4 separate regions of the Homo sapiens genome follow, and all the other regions are linked to region 3. A link is a loop called in an ENCODE intact Hi-C map of the cell type or tissue named here. Cell type or tissue: heart left ventricle. All regions are shown on one strand. Each heading gives the region's core, and the rest is flanking DNA. Links, peaks and the distances in the headings are about the cores only. Region 1 overlaps INTS3 (integrator complex subunit 3). Region 2 overlaps INTS3 (integrator complex subunit 3). Region 3 has its middle 6.3 kb from the start of S100A2. Region 4 holds the start of SNAPIN (SNAP associated protein).

What was found. A loop is a pair of places that touch in the nucleus more often than their neighbours do. Peaks named below come from ENCODE experiments on the same cell type or tissue, not always from the same donor. Only the 100,000 strongest peaks of a DNase experiment are listed, where the experiment ranks them.
Region 1: a loop joins it to region 3, with 24 times the contacts of the local background. A loop is called at or near these places in 38 of 110 quality-filtered maps.
Region 2: a loop joins it to region 3, with 4 times the contacts of the local background. A loop is called at or near these places in 9 of 110 quality-filtered maps.
Region 4: a loop joins it to region 3, with 2.7 times the contacts of the local background. A loop is called at or near these places in 30 of 110 quality-filtered maps.

Annotation. Positions count from the first base shown.
Region 1 is chr1:153,748,242-153,750,741 of GRCh38, forward strand. INTS3 (integrator complex subunit 3) reads left to right here. Exons shown (of 30, transcript NM_023015.5): 6 at 448-514. Among named protein-coding and RNA genes, the nearest start is that of INTS3, 21 kb to the left of the region's middle. In heart left ventricle, for the core only: a CTCF peak has its summit at 1,354 (motif pointing left); a DNase peak (open chromatin) is centred at 1,360; H3K27ac peaks cover 2,228 bases.
Region 2 is chr1:153,771,136-153,774,828 of GRCh38, forward strand. INTS3 (integrator complex subunit 3) reads left to right here. Exons shown (of 30, transcript NM_023015.5): 26 at 661-828; 27 at 1,205-1,305; 28 at 1,504-1,576; 29 at 1,790-1,946; 30 at 2,058-3,673. The coding sequence ends at 2,135. Among named protein-coding and RNA genes, the nearest start is that of SLC27A3, 2.4 kb to the right of the region's middle. In heart left ventricle, for the core only: a CTCF peak has its summit at 968 (motif pointing left); a DNase peak (open chromatin) is centred at 956; H3K27ac peaks cover 2,286 bases.
Region 3 is chr1:153,569,350-153,574,904 of GRCh38, forward strand. No RefSeq gene overlaps it. Among named protein-coding and RNA genes, the nearest start is that of S100A2, 6.3 kb to the left of the region's middle. RefSeq lists enhancers at 3,435-3,524, 5,139-5,555. In heart left ventricle, for the core only: a CTCF peak has its summit at 3,321; a DNase peak (open chromatin) is centred at 3,332; H3K27ac peaks cover 533 bases.
Region 4 is chr1:153,654,724-153,659,792 of GRCh38, forward strand. It overlaps SNAPIN (SNAP associated protein), which reads left to right and starts at 3,980. Exons shown (of 4, transcript NM_012437.6): 1 at 3,980-4,163; 2 at 4,415-4,461; 3 at 4,725-4,843. The coding sequence starts at 4,021. RefSeq lists an enhancer at 3,746-3,825. In heart left ventricle, for the core only: a CTCF peak has its summit at 3,962; a DNase peak (open chromatin) is centred at 3,948; H3K4me3 peaks cover 1,556 bases; H3K27ac peaks cover 1,179 bases.

The sequences.
Region 1 (2,500 bases), core at 1-2,500, 180 kb after region 3:
TACCTGGAAATAAGAAACTCTTGGCCTGTTGGGGGCCTCAGTGCAGGACTCAGGACATCCAGTTGCTAGACTGCAGCTGTTGTCAGCCACCTGTACTTCTCAGGCTCTATCTGAGATATCATCCTTTCTTTCCAACTGTGGGCTTCTTATATCTACTTCTCAGACGTTCATTTTCAAGGGCCAAAATGTTCCCACTCCAACTCACAATCTGTGGGAAAGTAGCAGCTCTGGTTTCTAGAAAAATTCAGAACCTTCCCTTTCCTTCTTTCTGGAGGCAAAGGGTGAAACTTTAAAGCCTGACAGAACAGAAGGCAGTTTATCTCAGCAGTGAAGGGATGGCAGTAATGGGATGGCAGTCAGGGTGGACCAGCAGAATGGGTGAAGAGATGTATTGGATTGGCTGACTTGCTAATCGGAGCTATTCTTTTTTTCCCCTTTTGAAATCAGGTGGAGATGTTACAGCCAAAAATATCTGGTTGGCAGAAAGTGTTCTGGATATCCTGACAGAGCAAAGGTAGCATCCACCACGAAGGGTGGGGTACAGGCCAGATAATGGCCATTAGGAGTGTGGGTGTGGGAAATGGGGATGAAAGGATTGTGTGGCCCAAGAACACCTTAAGTTAGAGAGGGGGAGGCAAGGAGAGGGAGAGACAAGTGTATTGTTGGCAAGTGAAGAAATTAATGCCCAAGGAATGAAGGAATGGGAAAGAGGTCTTTGCCAAAATATCGCATAGCCCAGAAAAACTGGCTTCATCTGATAAGGGTTTATTTTTGATCCAGACCTCCTTGGAATGTTTATCTTAGGGGGAAGTTGGGGAGGAATGAGCTCAGTAGAATTGGGCCAGCCAAACACCCACGCCTGGCAGGTATCCTTTTCTCCCCTGCAAGCTTCTCCATCCAACCCCTGCTCTTTTTGAAGTGGCACAGGGGGCAGTTGGGGTGGAGCAGGTAATAGAGATTAGTGAATCCTGCTGGAGTTTGCATATAGGGTTTGGAGGTTCCAGTGGTAGAGGGTGCATCAGGGGGTACATATTGGGCTTTCTGGCTGATTCTTTCCCTTATCCATCAAAATAAAGGGCCAGAAATTTTATGAGGGCTATTCCACATCTGAACTTGTTTGGAGGTGAGGCTTTCCCCTTGGTTTCAGTCTTCCTCTTGCTTGACTTCTAAGTCTCTTTTCTGATTGAGGACACCATAGTAGTCAAATGATTGAGAGGGCTAATAGTGTCCATACTATCTGTAGTTCAGAAGAATGGACCTCCTCCCAACGTTCACACTTGTGAAAGAGATGGCTGTGTGCTGTGCTCTGCCCAGGTCTGAGAGCCCTGCCCTGTCTGCTGTGCAGTGCCACCTAGTGCTCTGGGCACGGATGTGCAGCCACATCTGGGCCTGGAGCCACTTCTGTTATTGGTGTCATTGCACTAGCACGTGAGATCCTAACAGTCTCTTCTTACCAGATAGGTCTTTGTTCCTTTTTACTGTCCTGGGTCAGGGGGCCTTTCAACTCTTTCTTTCTCTTTATTATGCCATTCCAGGATTCAGGTAATTTCGTTACCTTTGCTAGCAATCTTTCTAAAAAGTGATTTTTCTTATTTTATTCGTGGTACCAAATACGTCCTGTCCCCATACCTTAAAGCTGAATTTCCTGTACAGGCATCAGATAACAGCCAGATAACTGCCCTGTTTTCTACCCTCCAAAAAACTTACATCTTTTGGTGAAAGTCAATACCTAGAAATTTAAAACTGTGTCCTCTCCTACACCCTCCTTCTCACTCCCTTCCAAATGTTTCTAGGGCTGTGGAGTTAAAAGGTAGCAGGTAGGGGAGGAAACGTTCCCCAGTAACCTTGGCTAGTGTATCCATTCTGTGAAAAGAAAAGGCCACAGAGTCTTTTAATTAGGTGGCTTGAGTAGTTTTCCGGAATCAGGATGTGGCCTGCTTGGACTAATTAAACACCATCTCATCTTCCTGCAGTTCCCTGCCTTCCAACAGGGGGGCCAAAGCCATTACAAATTGTTTGCTGGGAGGAGACAGCGTCTCAATTTTGTCACTTAGAGACAGGATTAGAGTTTTAGGAATATCCCCACTGTGTCTTTCTCTCTACTCCTTTTAAAGCAACTGGGAACAAATCTTTCATTACCCCCTTTTCCCTCAGGGATATTCTGAAACTCATGGGAAAAGGAGTTTGCCACCCAAAATCGGGTTCTTTTTTTCAGGTTGTGATTTAGGACAGGTGACTCATTGTGTGGGAGTGGGGACTCGTTGTGTATCAGTGACTAGATAGAGCCAGGGAAAGGTTTGTGGCATGGTGAGCTGCTAATGATAAGCAGACTGAGCTAGCACAGTATGTTCTCAAAACTCCAGGTCCTGAAAGGGTCTTGGCAGTCCCCACATGTTCTTGCACCACACTTAAGAACCACTGACTTAGGGACACTTACCCAGCTTTTCCCCATAGTCTGACCTGGGTAGATACTGTGGTTAATTCTGTCCCTAGTACCTCA
Region 2 (3,693 bases), core at 1-2,500, 200 kb after region 3:
CCTGTGCAGAGCAGAGCCAGCTGGACCTACTGTGCCTTGACAGGGTGGGGCAGAGAGGGAGAGGGTGGCAGCCCCCTCTTCCCGCAAAGCCCTTTAGCAACATCCCCCGATAAATGGGGCAGCAGCTGTGTATCTTATCCTTCCTACCTTTCTGCCTTCCTTCCACCCTTTCTGCTCTCTTGCCTGAGAGACTATAAATGGTACAGAGTGTCCTAGAGGAAGTGGGAAGCTTGGAGGCTGTATGGGGCTGTGACTTCACAACCCTCTCCTGCCCCCTTCCTCCAGCTGGAAGCCAGGTTGGCCCACAGCTTTAGCAGGGTAGGGGTAGGGGAGCATCTGCATGCCACATGCTTGTGCTTCTGCCTCCCAGGCCCACTCCCTGACTGTTCTAGGGGAGGAGGAGGAGAACTGAGGGTCCTCCTTCCCAACACACACACGCACACGCCTTCTCCTACCACAGCAAGTGAAGAATCTCACTTCTTCTCTCCTGGCTTCCACAGAGGATGAAACCAGGCATTCCTTGGCCTAAGGAGAAGAGGGAGAGGGATGTGAGAGTAGTGGGTGGGTGGGGAGGCCAGGGCTTGGGAAATAAGTGGGAGAGACCCAGCATGCCCTGCGGCCACTGTGCAAGCAGCACCCAGTGCCCCCTTCCTCCCCCAGGCCCAGCGAGGAGATGGTGAAGATGGTGCTGAGCCGGCCCTGCCATCCTGACGACCAGTTCACCACCAGCATCCTGCGGCACTGGTGCATGAAACATGACGAGCTGCTGGCCGAGCACATCAAGTCCCTGCTCATCAAGAACAACAGCCTGCCTCGCAAGAGACAGAGGTGGGACACGGTCCCTGTCTACCCTCCAGGCCATGGCGGTCTGCAGTGATTGCTGTCGGTGGTGGTGGTGGTGGTGGTGGTGGTGGTGATGGGGGTCAGTGCTGTCCCAGCCTGGTTTGTGGGCGACATCTAGTGGTCCGAAGCCACATGGCATGCGAGACCACCGTGGCCCTTTCTCCCCATCTTCCAGTGCCCCTGTGGCCAGGATCCCCTGTTCTAGGCACACCTTTCTCACCCAACCCCAGCCCTCCCAGGCTGCCTATCCTGTTCCCCATGTAGGCTGCCTCTGTCTTAAGGGGGCCCTGGCGGGTGGAGGGTGTCTCGCACTCTGGAACCCTCCCACACTCAGACTCTGGCTCTGGTGATTCCTGCACAGCCTGAGGAGCTCTAGCAGCAAGCTGGCCCAGCTGACTCTGGAGCAGATCCTGGAGCACTTGGACAATCTGCGGCTCAACCTGACCAACACCAAGCAGAACTGTATGCCTTCCACCCTCGGCGTCCAGTGTAGACGGTGCTGCCCTGGCCCAGACTATGCCTGGAGCCAGGCTGGGGGCAGGGGCAGGACACCCGGGGCCACAACCCACACTCGGGATAAAACAACCTGTGCGTGCTGTTTAATAAGCTCCCAGACATCTGATTGTTTTTCCTTCCCTGCTCTCCCTTTTCTTCCTCTAGTTTTTAGCCAGACGCCAATTCTCCAGGCGCTGCAGCATGTCCAAGCGAGCTGTGACGAAGCCCACAAGATGAAGTGAGGCTCCTGCCACTTTGGGCCTTGGAAAGTAGTAGGGGAAAAGCCTAAGGGAGAGGAAGCCTGCTAGGGACATAAACGTAATGGCCAGCAAGACCTTAGGGTCCAGGGTTGAAGAAAAAGAAGGCCTAGGCCTGGGGGCAGAGAAGAGGATGGGAGGTGCCGTAGGAGCAGCAGGCTCCCACTCAAAGAGCTACCGCTCCTTTTCCTTAGATTCAGTGATCTCTTCTCCCTGGCGGAGGAATATGAGGACTCTTCCACCAAGCCACCCAAGAGCCGGCGAAAAGCAGCTCTGTCCAGCCCTCGAAGTCGAAAGAATGCCACACAGCCCCCCAATGCCGAAGAAGAGTCGGGCTCCAGCAGTGCTTCAGTGAGAACCCAGCCAGTGCACAGGGGGAAAAGGAGCACTGGGTGCAGGTGGAGTCGGCGCCAGCAGCTGCCCAGGCTGTTAACTTCCCATTTCCCCTCCCATCTCTTCCAGGAAGAGGAAGACACGAAACCGAAGCCTACCAAGCGGAAACGAAAAGGGTCCTCTGCAGTGGGCTCTGACAGTGACTGAGGCCCTGCATTCCCCATCCCACCCCCGGCTGGACTGCCCTCTCCTTCTTGGTGATTCAAAGGTTAATAGAGGCTGAGGAGATTGCAGGGGAAACACCCTTGCTGCATCCCCAAGCTCCCCCGGTGGAAGGAGGAGCTTTCTCCTCTGGCTGAGTTTGAGAAGCTGCCATGCAGCCCCTAGCCCCTTCCCTCCTCCTGGGGCCTCCAGCCCCTCACACTGCTGTTCCCAGTGATATTTGGGATCTGACTGAAGCCAGAGGCTCTGTAAAATCAGACCATAGTGGAAGTCCTCAGCCCCCTGGCCCCTTCCGCAATCTCCTCCCCCAGTCTCCCAAAGAGCCATTTCAACAGAGAAGGGAAATGACAAAGGGGCAGCTGGCCAGATAAGCTAGGATGAGAGCAGAGACTCAGTGTGTGGGTGTCCCTTCCTGCTTCCCCTTCAGGTCTTGGTTTGTTCTGAAGGGACGTTTTATAGTCACTATCCACATGCCAGTGTGAAATGGGCATCTATGACGTGGTCAGGGTGTCCATTCCTAATCATGGGGCAGATGCCACAAGCATTCAGAAAGGAGTCTGAAAGGGTGGCCACAGCCCCACGTGGTGTGCCCTGGAGGCTTAGGTTGGTCTGAGGTTGGCACCTCAATCTACACCAGAGCCCAGGGAGTCCCAGAGGCAAGTTTCACAGAATTGTCAAATGATCCCATTTCCTTGAGTCTGTTTTTTTTTTTGTTTTTTTTTGTTTTTTTTTTGGCAGAGATAATCGTGTCTTAAAAGTTGTTTTTAAATGACAATAAAACAAGCCAGAATGTCTTTTGTGCTGGAGTGTCTGCTGGCATTTGCCCCGTGCATGTATAGCTTGGTCTTGATTTGATTGGCACCCCTACTTGTAACCGCAGAACATCCCCCTTTCCCTTCCTGTTCTGCCCCCACTTTTGTCTAGAGCAGAAGGGACTTGGCTTTGGCCACTACCCATCCTTCCTGCTGCCACTGGAGGTGGGAGCCAGGCACTGATCTGTCTATGCAGAACCATCCCCCGTAGGATGAGGCCTGTCCTTACTCATTTCTCAAGAAACAAGATGCTTCCAAAAGGTCTGTCATCCTCCAGTTGAAGTCTGTGTGCCTACCAAGAATGGCCGGAGGACTCGCTGCTTGACGGGAGGGATGCTCCAGCTTGGTCTCCAGGGACAACTGTACCTGGAGATAAAGTCTGGATACCAGGGAGGGACAGAGATGCTCTTCCTTCCACAGTGTGGCCACTTGCTGGGCCATGTGAACCAGCAGAGGAGAGTTCCTTGGCTATGCTGTTGTTCCCCCGCTGTCCAGGGAGAATGGAGGTGGACTGAGGAGTGAAGTTTGGGCGAACTGCACAGAGCTGCTCCTCTTCACCCCGAAAATTTGTCTTTTTACAGAATCCAGGTTCTCCCCTCCCTCATCACTGCTGTTGCTTCCTTTGAAAGTCTAAACCACTGGAGGCTTCTTTTTCCTTCCTCTCTCCTTCCCCAGTTTCCTCTGTCCCAATTAAAACCAGGATGGAGAGCATTTGCTGGCTGGCCCCAATT
Region 3 (5,555 bases), core at 1,803-4,302:
CACAAAATAAGTTCTGAGGTATTCTGTCTTAGCAAAATGCATTAAATAATTTATTTCCCCTGTTGTACTAATTGGATCCATAAGTGTCTCCCGGCAGCATGACCAGCATGCGAGGACCCACGTTATCACATTGGGTTCAGGTCATCCTGGATTTGTCACTCACAATGGGCGTGTGCATATCCTTTGCTGGGGGGTGCAGACTGAAATTTTGAAGCACTCGCTGTGCGTCAGGTGCTCTCCGTACATTACCCCATTTAATTCACACAACAATCCCAGGAGTTGGAATAAGATGACCCCACTTCACAGAGGAGAACACTGAGACTCAAAGTCTGCCAAATTCACACAATTAGTAAGGGGTGGGGAGGCATGACGAACACAGGTGGTCACAACGTTAAACCTTTCCTAGAAGCTCCAATTATTCCCCGATAACCCTGAGAGCCCTAACATTTCATTTCCATTCAGACCAGCCTCAGTCTCTCTGCCCATCCTCTCTCCACCCCACACTCAGCCTATCTGTCTCATTTCTCAACCTCAGCAGGCGCCAGAAGCCCATCTTCTCCCCATCTCTGATTCTGGCATCTTTTCCTCTTGCCTTCAAATGCCCTGTGGACTGGATTCTTTTTAATTTTTGTTTACTTACTTATTTGAGACATAGACTCACTGTCGCCAAGGCTGGAGTACAGTGGCACCATCACAGCTCACTGCAGCCTCATGTGATCCTCCCACATTAACCTCCTCAGTAACTGGGGCTATAGGTGTGCGCCACTGTGCGCATCTTTTTGCATCTTTTGTGGTGATGGAGTTTTGCCATCTTGCCCAGACGGGTCTTGAACTCTTGAGCTCAAGCAATCCTCCTGCCTCGGCCTCCCAAAGTGCTGGGATACCAACGTGAGCCACCATGCCCAGCCTAGCCCGGATTAAATATAAATATAAAAGAGACTGGGCATGGTGGCTCACACCTGTAATCCCAGCATTTTGGGAGGCTGAGGCAGGCAGATCACCTGAAGCCAAGAGTTCAAGACCAGCCTGCCTAACATGGCAAAACCCCATCTCTACTAAAAATACAAAAATTAGTTGCGTGTGGTGGCGTGCACCTGTAATCCCACCTACTCAGGAGGCTGAAGCACGAGAATCGCTTGAACCCGGGAGGTGGAGGTTGCAGTGAGCTGAGTGACAGAGTGAGACCCTGTCTCAAAAAAATAATAATACAATCAAATAAGCTTAAAAGAACCATTTCTCATTGTCCCACCTCCTCTTGGCTTCCCCTTTGCCACACATAACAACACCATCCACCCAATCACCCAAACCAGAAATGTGGCTGTCCTCCTGTCCTCTAGCCTCCTGCTTCCCCCGCTCTGCCCTCCAGATGTTGGCCAGTCAACCTATTGTTTCCACCTTCTAAATACCACCCAGCTTTGTCCACACTGCCTTAGGTCCCTCAGCATCATCTTGCTCCTGGACTACTGCAAACACATCCCAACTCCCCTCCCACCTCCATCCTCGCCCCCCAACTCTAACCCCTTCTCAGCTCTCCCACCAGAATAACCTTTCTAAAATTCAAATCTGAGCATGTCAGCCCAGATTCAAATGCTTAGTGAACCCCCATAACTTTCAGAAGAGATGGCATGCCTTTGCTGGCACAGCAACTACACTGATGTGCATGCCGCGCCCTTCTGTGCTTCCAAGCACCTGCCTATGCCTCACATTCTCTTGAAAAGCCTTTCCTCAGGAGGTCCACCTGTCAATCCTAATCACCCTTTAAACTCAGCTCAAAGGTCATTGCCTCCATGCAGCATCCCGGTATCTACTTCCCAGCCTCGCACCTGCTAGAGCAGAAGAATATGCACACACACATGCACACACACAGCTAGTGTTCCTCCTGCAGCCCCTTGCCCATCGCTCTATCCCTTTTTTTCTTTTTTCTTTTTTTTTTTTTTTTTTTTTTTTTTTGAGACAGAGTCTTGCTCTGTCACCCAGGCTGGAGTGCAGTGTCGTGATCTCGGCTCACTGCAACCTCCGCCTCCCGGGTTCAAGTGATTCTCCTGCCTCAGCCTCCCGAGTAGCTAGGATTACAGGCAGGCACCACCACGCCCAGCTAATTTTGTATTTTTAGTAGAGGTGGGGTTTCTCCATGTTGGTCAGGCTGGTCTCGAACTCCCGAACCTCAGGTGATCCGCCCACCTCGGCCTCCCAAAGTCCTGGGATTACAGGCGTGAGCCACCACACCCAGCCCCCATTATTTCTTATGTTTAATTGTGACTATATATGTGTCCCTCCCACTAGACTGGGCTCCTAAGAAACAGGCACTGAGTATTGTCAATGCTCCATATCCCCAGTGCCTGACACAGAGGCACAAGTGCTGTCCGTCGTAACCACCATCCTCTCTCCTCCCTTCAACACCACTTTTCCAGATATGCTCTAAATCCTCCACCTCCACCCCCAGAACCTCCTGAAAACTGACTTGCTACCATTCTACGGAACCAGCTTTCTCCTACGTCACCAGAAACTCTTCTTGCCAATGCCAGTGTTTTGGGGAGGAAGCAATCTAACACCCTACTCTCAAAAGAGTTCTTCAGCAGGGAGGAGCCACCCACTTCTCTCTCCACCACTCTCTCCTTCTCCCAAAGGAAGAGGTGCGACTGAGGGATAGGCTCTGAGCAGGCTCAGCTCTGCCCCTTCTCACTGCAGCTTCCTCTTCCCAGTCAGTCTGCCCCCCGGAAAGACGTGCCCTGCATCCTGTGCTCCCCACCTGCACTGATGACCCCACCGCCGCAAGGGTCGGCAGCTGGGCAGTTGCTATCTAGAATGAGCTACAAGGAAGGTCCGTTCAAGAAGCAGCAGGAGAGGAATAGAAAGATCTTTCTGGCCTCAGCTCCAAATTACATTCGCTGGTCCACAGCTAAGACTTGGAGCCCTGCTTGAGTACTTTTTCCCAGAACTCAAAAGAAAGAAGGATGTGGCCGGGCATTGTGGCTCACACCTGTAATCCCAGCATTTTGGGAGGCCAAGGTAGGTGGATCACCTGAGGTTGGGAGTTCGAGACCAGCCTGACCAATATGGAGAAACCCCATCTCTATTAAAAATACAAAATTAGCCAGGTGTGGTGGCGCATGCCTGTAATCCCAGCACTAGAAAGCTGAAGCAGGAGAATTGCTTGAGGCCAAGTGTGAGACCAGCCTGGTCAACAGAGTGAGCTAAACAAAATAATAATGATAATAATGTCAGTGTATCATAGTTCCTGAGTTCTCACGCCTGACACCTGGCTCGAGAACACAGGATATTTCCACCCTGGCCTGCCAGCTCCTCATGGTTTCCCACAGCTAGAGGCCGCTGCTGTCCTGGCAAGGGCATAGGCCTGGGTATAAGGCAGGCTTGAGTCTGAAGCCAGGCTCCACTATTTGCCAGCATAGAGGACCAAGAAGGAACAATGTCACTTGGTAAAACTGAAACTGGTGCTAACAGGGATCAACATAAATCAGGGTGATTCACAGTCTTCCCAGAAACACCCAACTTGAGAGATGCATTCTGTGTTCTGATAAATCCAAGTTACTTTCTAAATCTTAGAAAGGGACTAAGGGCAGCTTCAGAAAAAGAAAAGTGACTCAGGAGAGTGGGTGGTGATTTGTAATATTATAGTGTGTTGCTCATGAGGAAGTGGTTTAAAGAAAGACATTTTTGGAGATCAATATGTAATACTAGGAAATGGTTATTGCAAAGGAATTAAGACTTTGGATTCTGGATTTGAATCTTGACTCCACCATATTCTAATTCTGTCAATCAAGATCTTTCAGCTAAAAGAGACAGAAGTTTAATTCAAGCTCACCAAAGTAAAAATGTGGTGTATTGTGTTACATCGCATTAAGGTCACTGTGATAATTCACAGGATCAATAAACCACAGCCATGGGGACCAGAATGAGGAACTCAACACCATCCATCCATCCATTCTTCTCTCATGCTGTTTGTGTCTTTTTGCATGTGGGCATCACCCTTAGTATAGCATAGCAGAGCCTCTCCAAATAATGAGGAATGTGGCCACAGACTGCTCCAGCTTTGTAAACCCATTATCTATATATTAATCCAGAGAAGAGCGCTGATTGGCCCTGCTTGTCTCATATACTTAGCCATGGGCCAATTTCTGTTGCCAGGGAGACGGAGTGCTATGATTTGCCAGTGTGGTCAAGGGTCTCTTACTAAAAATAGGAAGCAAGTTACCACAGTTACTACACTCACCATGTAACCTTACAAACGTTACTTAACCTTTTCCTGAGCATCAGTTTCCTCTTCTGTAACATGGGAATACTATTGCCCACTTCACCTATCAAATGAGATAACACATTTGTATGTATGTAAAGTATAGGGAGGACTCAGTGAGTGTTATTACATGTATCAATAGAAGAAGAAACTGTGGGCCGGGCGTGGTGGCTCACGCCTGTAATCCCAGCACTTTGGGAGGCCGAGGCGGGTGGATCACAAGGTCAGGAGTTTGAGACTAGTCTGGCCAACATGGTGAAACCCCAACTCTACTAAAAATACAAAAATTAGCCGGCATGGTAGCACACGCCTGTAATCCCAGCTACTCAGGAGGCTGAGGCAGAAGAATCACTTGAACCCAGGAGACGGAGGTTGCAGTGAGCAGAGATCATGCCACTGCACTCCAGCCTGGATGACAGAGCAAGACTCTGTCTCGGAAAAAAAAAAAAAAGAAAAGAAAAGAAAAAGAAACTAACATATACTTAGAGCCAGTGTCATGGCCAAGATGGGGCCATCTGATGTATCAGCAACATAGAACCATGACCAAACCCCACATCCACTAAAATACAGGGATCATGATCTACTCCTGGTTTTCCTGTCAATATTTATTTATCCTTTGAGCCCACTTTTTGTCATCTGAAAGTATCAGGTGTTAGTTTAAGAAAAATAGTAAAGAAAACCTTAAAATTGAGAATAATCTGTTAATTTGCTACATTATTTCTCCTAGTTTGGAAATGCCCATATTTTTCTCATTATAATTGGTAAAACATCTAAGTCTAGCTTCAAAAGTAATGGACTTTGATGACAGCTTGCTTGATCCAGTTCAATGCTTCCCCCCATTTCAAAATAAGAAACTGGCTCTCCCCCTCCCCCTCCCCCTCCCTCTCCCTCTCCCCTTTCCACAGTCTCCCTCTGATGCCCAGCCGAAGCTGGACTGTACTGCCGCCATCTCTGCTCACTGCAACCTCCCTGCCTGATTCTCCTGCCTCAACCTGCCCAGTGCCTGCGATTGCAGGCGCGCGCCGCCACGCCTGACTGGTTTTCGTATTTTTTTGGTGGAGACGGGGTTTCGCTGTGTTGGCCGGGCTGGTCTCCAGCTCCTAACCAGAAGTGATCTGCCAGCCTCGGCCTCCCAAGGTGCTGGGATTGCAGATGGAGTCTCATTCACTCAGTGCTCAATGTTGCCCAGGCTGGAGTGCAGTGGCATGATCTCGGCTCGCTACAACCTCCACCTCCCAGCCGCCTGCCTTGGCCTCCCAAAGTGCCGAGATTGCAGCCTCTGCCCGGCCGCCACCCTGTCTGG
Region 4 (5,069 bases), core at 2,570-5,069, 86 kb after region 3:
GACCCCATGAGAAATAAAGTTCAAGAAAAAGGAAAGCATAAAAACAAAACACATGCTTTTCCTCAGAGAACCAGCCTTTGAAGTCAGATTACTAGATAACCATACTAAAAAATTATTTGTTGTTGCTGGGCACGGTGGCATACGCCTGTAATCCCATCACTTTGGGAGGCCAAGGCGGGTGGATCACCTGAGGTCAGGAGTTTGAGACCAGCCTGGCCAACATGGTAAAACTCCGTCTCTACTAAAAATACAAAAATTAGCCAGGCGTGGTGGCAGGCACCTGTAAGCCCAGCTACTCAGGAGGCTGAGGCAGGAGAATTGCTTGAACTCGGGAGGCAGAGGTTGCAGTGAGCCGAGATCGCGCGACTGCACTCCAGCCTGGGAAACAAGAGTGAAACTCCATCTAAAAAAAAAAAAAAAAGAGCCAGGCATGGGGGCGGGCGCATGTAATCCCAACTACTCGGGAAGTTGAGGCTGGAGAATTGCTTGAACCCGGAGGTGGAGGTTGCAGTGAGCTGAGATCATACCCCTGCACTTCAGCCCAGGCAACAAAGCAAGACTCTATCTCAAAAAAAAAAAAAAAAAAAAACTGTTGTTTATCTGAAATTCAAATTTACCTGGTGTCCCAAGTGTTTTGTTTATTCTGTTTGCTAAATCCGGCAATAGGGAGTATTTAATCTAAAGAATTGAAGAGGCACCTGAAAGGACAGTGGCCTAACACACAAGGGCTTCTTGTGCAAACAGTGGGCCATCAACCTCCAAGGCCCTCTCCCAGCCCAGGTCAACACCTGTTCTCTCTTTGCAGTACAAGCCTCAGAGATTTCAACACTTTTCCATTCCTCTTCAACACTGTCACTACTTTCTCCCCTGGGCTTCCTTTTCCCAAGGCCTGACTGTGAAGCAGGTTGCAGTTGCCTTGCCACTTACTCCCAAAATAAGCTCCTAGCCTCTCGCAAGAGCTTTACCTCTAATCACCAGAGAGGAAGATACAGGGATACAAACGTAATCAACGACAAAAAGTGTATAAGGTGGTTTTTGGTGTGTGTGTGTGTGAGACAGAGTCTTGCTCTTTCACCCAGGCTGGAGTGCAGTGGCATGATCACAGCTCACTGCAACCTCTACCTCCCAGGCTCAAGTGATCCTCCCACCTCAGCCTCTCGAGTAGCAGGAACTACAGGTGTGTGCCACCATGCCCAGTTATTTTTTTTATTAATTTTTTTGTAGAGATGGGAGTCTCCCTATGTTGCACAGGCCGGTCTTGAACTCCTGGCTTCAAGCAATCCTCCCGCCTCAGCCTCCCAAAGTGGTGGGATTACAGGCATGAGCCACCCCACCCAGTGTAAGTGTATAAGGTTTTAAAAGTTATCACAGTTGGGGCTGGGCTTGGTGGCTCACGCCTGTAATCCCAGCACTTTGGGAGGCCGAGGTGGGAGGACTGCTTGATGCAGGAGTTCAAGACCAGCCTGGGCAACATAGGGAGGCCTCGTCTCTACAAAAAATAATAATAAAAAAAAAGTTATCACAGTTGGGGTCTTAGGTTTAGAGCTGCTGACCACCAAATCTCACAGTGATTCAAATGCCTTATCTTCCTTTATTACTGAAGATGAAGCTCAAAGCTGAACGTTCTGGTGCCCATTTATCACTATGGATGCCTTTGCCTGTCCTCCAGGAGCATTTCTGCTCATACATCCTTCCCCATGGCCTAGGGAATTGGGAGCCACGGGAACACATTAGAGCCTAGGAGACAGATGTAAATTATCTGGAAAGCCATGAAAAACCAAACCGAACTAAACTAAGGAAGGAATCATTGTCTTCATAATTCTCAGGGAAAAAGAAAACCATGGAAGGGTGTCTTGAGGCCAGGAGTTCGAGAACAGCCTGGGCAACATAGGGAGACCCTGCCTGTACCAAAAAAATTTAAAAAATTAGCCAGGCATGGGGGCAGGTGACTGTAGTCCCAGTTACTTAGGAGGCTGAGGCAGGAGGATGGCTCGAGCCCAGAAGTTTGAGGTTACAGTGAGCTATGATAACATCACTGCACTCCAGCCTCAGCAACAGAGTGAGACCTTGTCTCTAAAAATGAAAGGAAAAATAAGTGAACTAAGGAAACTTTAAAATTTATTTTTATGGCCGGGCGCGGTGGCTCATGCCTGTAATCCTAGCACTTTGGAAGGCCGAGGCGGGTGGATCACGAGGTCAGGAGATCGAGACCATCCCGGCTAACGTGGTGAAACCCCATCTCTACTAAAAATACAAAAAATTAGCCGGGCGTGGTGGTGGGCGCCTGTAGTCCCAGCTACTCGGGAGGCTGAAGCAGGAGAATGGCATGAACCCGGGAGGCGGAGCTTGCAGTGAGCGAGATTGCACCACTGCACTCCAGCCTGGGTGACAGAGCAAGACTCGGTCTCAAAAAAAAATTTTTTTTAATTTTTATTTTTTGAGACAGGGTCTCACCCTGTCACCCAGGCTGAAGTGCATGCAGTGCCACGATCTTGGCTCACTGTAGCCTCAACTTCCTAGGCTCAAGGTCCTCCTACTTCAGCCTCCCAAGTAGCGGGGACCACAGCTGTGAGCCACCATGCCTGGCTAATTTTTTTTTTTTTTTTTTTTTTTGAGATGGAGTCTCGCTCTGTCGCCCAGGCTGGAGTGCAGTGGCGCGATCAGGGCTCACTGCAAGCTCTGCCTCCCGGGTTCACGCCATTCTCCTGCCTCAGCCTCCCGAGTAGCTGGGACTACAGGAGTCCGCCACTGCGCCCGGCTAATTGTTTGTATTTTTAGTAGAGATGGGGTTTCACCGTGGTCTCGATGTCCTGACCTCGTGATCCACCCGCCTCGGCCTCCCAAAGTGCTGGGATTACAGGCGTGAGCCACTGCGCCTGGCCGCCTGGCTAATTTTTTATTTCCTGTAGAGACAGAGTCTCACTAGGTTTGTTGCCCAGACTGATCTCGAACTCCTGGGCTCAGGTGATCCTCCCGCCTCAGCCTCCCAAAGTGCTGGGATTACAGGAGTGAGCCACCATGCCCTGCCTGCATGTTTATATTATTCAGCCTTAAAAAGGAATGAAATTCGGATACATGCAGTTTTTTACATATTTAATGCCATTAAAAATATACTCTTTAGAAATAGACCAGGCGTGGTGGCTCACGTCTGTAATCCCAGCACTTTAGGAGGCTGAGTTGGGAGGATCACCTGAGCCCAGGAGTTCGAGACCAGTCTGGGCAACAAACATAGTGAGACCTCTTCTCTACAGAAAATGAAAAATTAGTCAGGCATGGTGGCTAACACCTGTGGTCCCTGCTACTTGGGAGACTGAAGCAGGAGGACCTCTTGACCCCAGGAGGTGAAGGCTACAGTGAGCCAAGACGGTGGCACTGCACTCCAGCCTAGGCGACAGAGAGAGACCTTGTCTTAAAAACAACCAACCACAATAAACTCTTTAGAAATAGAAAACGATACTATGAATATAATGTGGCTTTCTCATAAAGTGTTTTTGTTTTTGGTTTGTTTTTGTTTGGTTTGGGTTGCTTTTTTTTTTTTTTTTTTTTTTTTTGAGGCGGAGTCTCTCTGTTGCCCAGACTGGAGTGCAGTGGCGCGATCTCGGCTCACTGCAATCTCCGCCTCCCGGGTTCAAGCGGTTCTCCTGCCTCAGTCTCCCAAGTAGCTGGGTGCCCGCCACCATGCCCGGCTATCTCATAAAGTTAACATGGGAAGGCTATGGACAACTGCAGGTATTCGCGTTTATTTTCACCTTTAAAGAAAACGAAAAGTATCCACTCCAAAAACTGGTTCCTTTCTACAACCTGAACTTTGGAGATTTTCAAGACCAGCCACAAGGCCTCTACTCCTACGGCCTGGCCCTCCTCCCCGCCCGGTTCGCGCTAGACTCCATTTCCCAGAAACCCCGGTGTCTTGGTGGAGACAGCATTTCCCGGGCGCCCCCTCACGGGGCGGGGCAGTGCGGCGCGGCTCCGGTTCCCGGCGGCCCTCGCGGCAGGTTTCGGGCTTCAGGACAATTCGTGATGGCGGGGGCTGGTTCCGCCGCTGTATCGGGGGCAGGGACCCCGGTGGCGGGGCCCACAGGCCGCGACCTTTTCGCCGAAGGGCTGCTGGAGTTCCTGCGACCCGCTGTGCAGCAGCTCGACTCTCACGTACACGCCGTCAGGTGCCCGGGAGGGAAGTTGGGGGCGGGGCCTGTCTCTCTGGCTTTGTAGGGGCGGGGCCAAGAAAGTGTTCTGGCTGGGAGTGGGCATAAATTTAGGAAACTGATTCGAGGCGGGGAGGACAGGCGGGAAGGCCGCAGGTGGAGGGTTCAGCGGAGGCCGGCTTCTCTCAGTACTTGGTAAATACGTAGGGGAGTTCGTTTCCTGAGCTCCGGTAACTGCCTGACCTTGTAGGCCTTGTACCTCTTTGCAGAGAGAGCCAGGTAGAGCTCCGGGAACAAATTGACAACCTAGCCACAGGTGAGTGAGCATCCCTGTGTACCCGGAATTCTTCAGCCCACTTTCAGGACCTTAGGTTTTTGCCAACCCCTGGGCTGAGTTTCTGTCACTTGCTTCCAGGGCATCAGGGCTGCCAAAGGACTCCTCCTTTCAGGGATGTCTTAAATCTCTAATGGCTGTGGCCCGTTTGGGTGCAAGTGTTTTCCATCCCATTACCAGCCTGCTTTCCCTCAGAACAAGAGATAAGCCGTTAGATCTTAGCTGCACCTTACTTCCATCCCCAGAACTGTGCCGCATAAATGAGGATCAGAAGGTGGCCCTGGATCTTGACCCCTATGTTAAGAAGCTACTTAATGCCCGGCGACGCGTTGTCTTGGTTAACAACATTCTACAGAATGCTCAGGTAAAAGAATATCTTACCAACAGTGATTCTTTGCCCTTTTTTGTAAGTCCTCAACACAGTGAAAGCCACTGTAATTTTAAAATTCTTTGGGGAAAGGGAAATTCACTTCTCCCAGTACTTGAAAAATACCTAGGAAAATTCGTCTCATTCTCACTATTCAGTTGCTGCCATTTACATTCTTGTGTGTGTGTGTGTGACAGTCTCCCTCTGTCACCCAGGCTGGAGT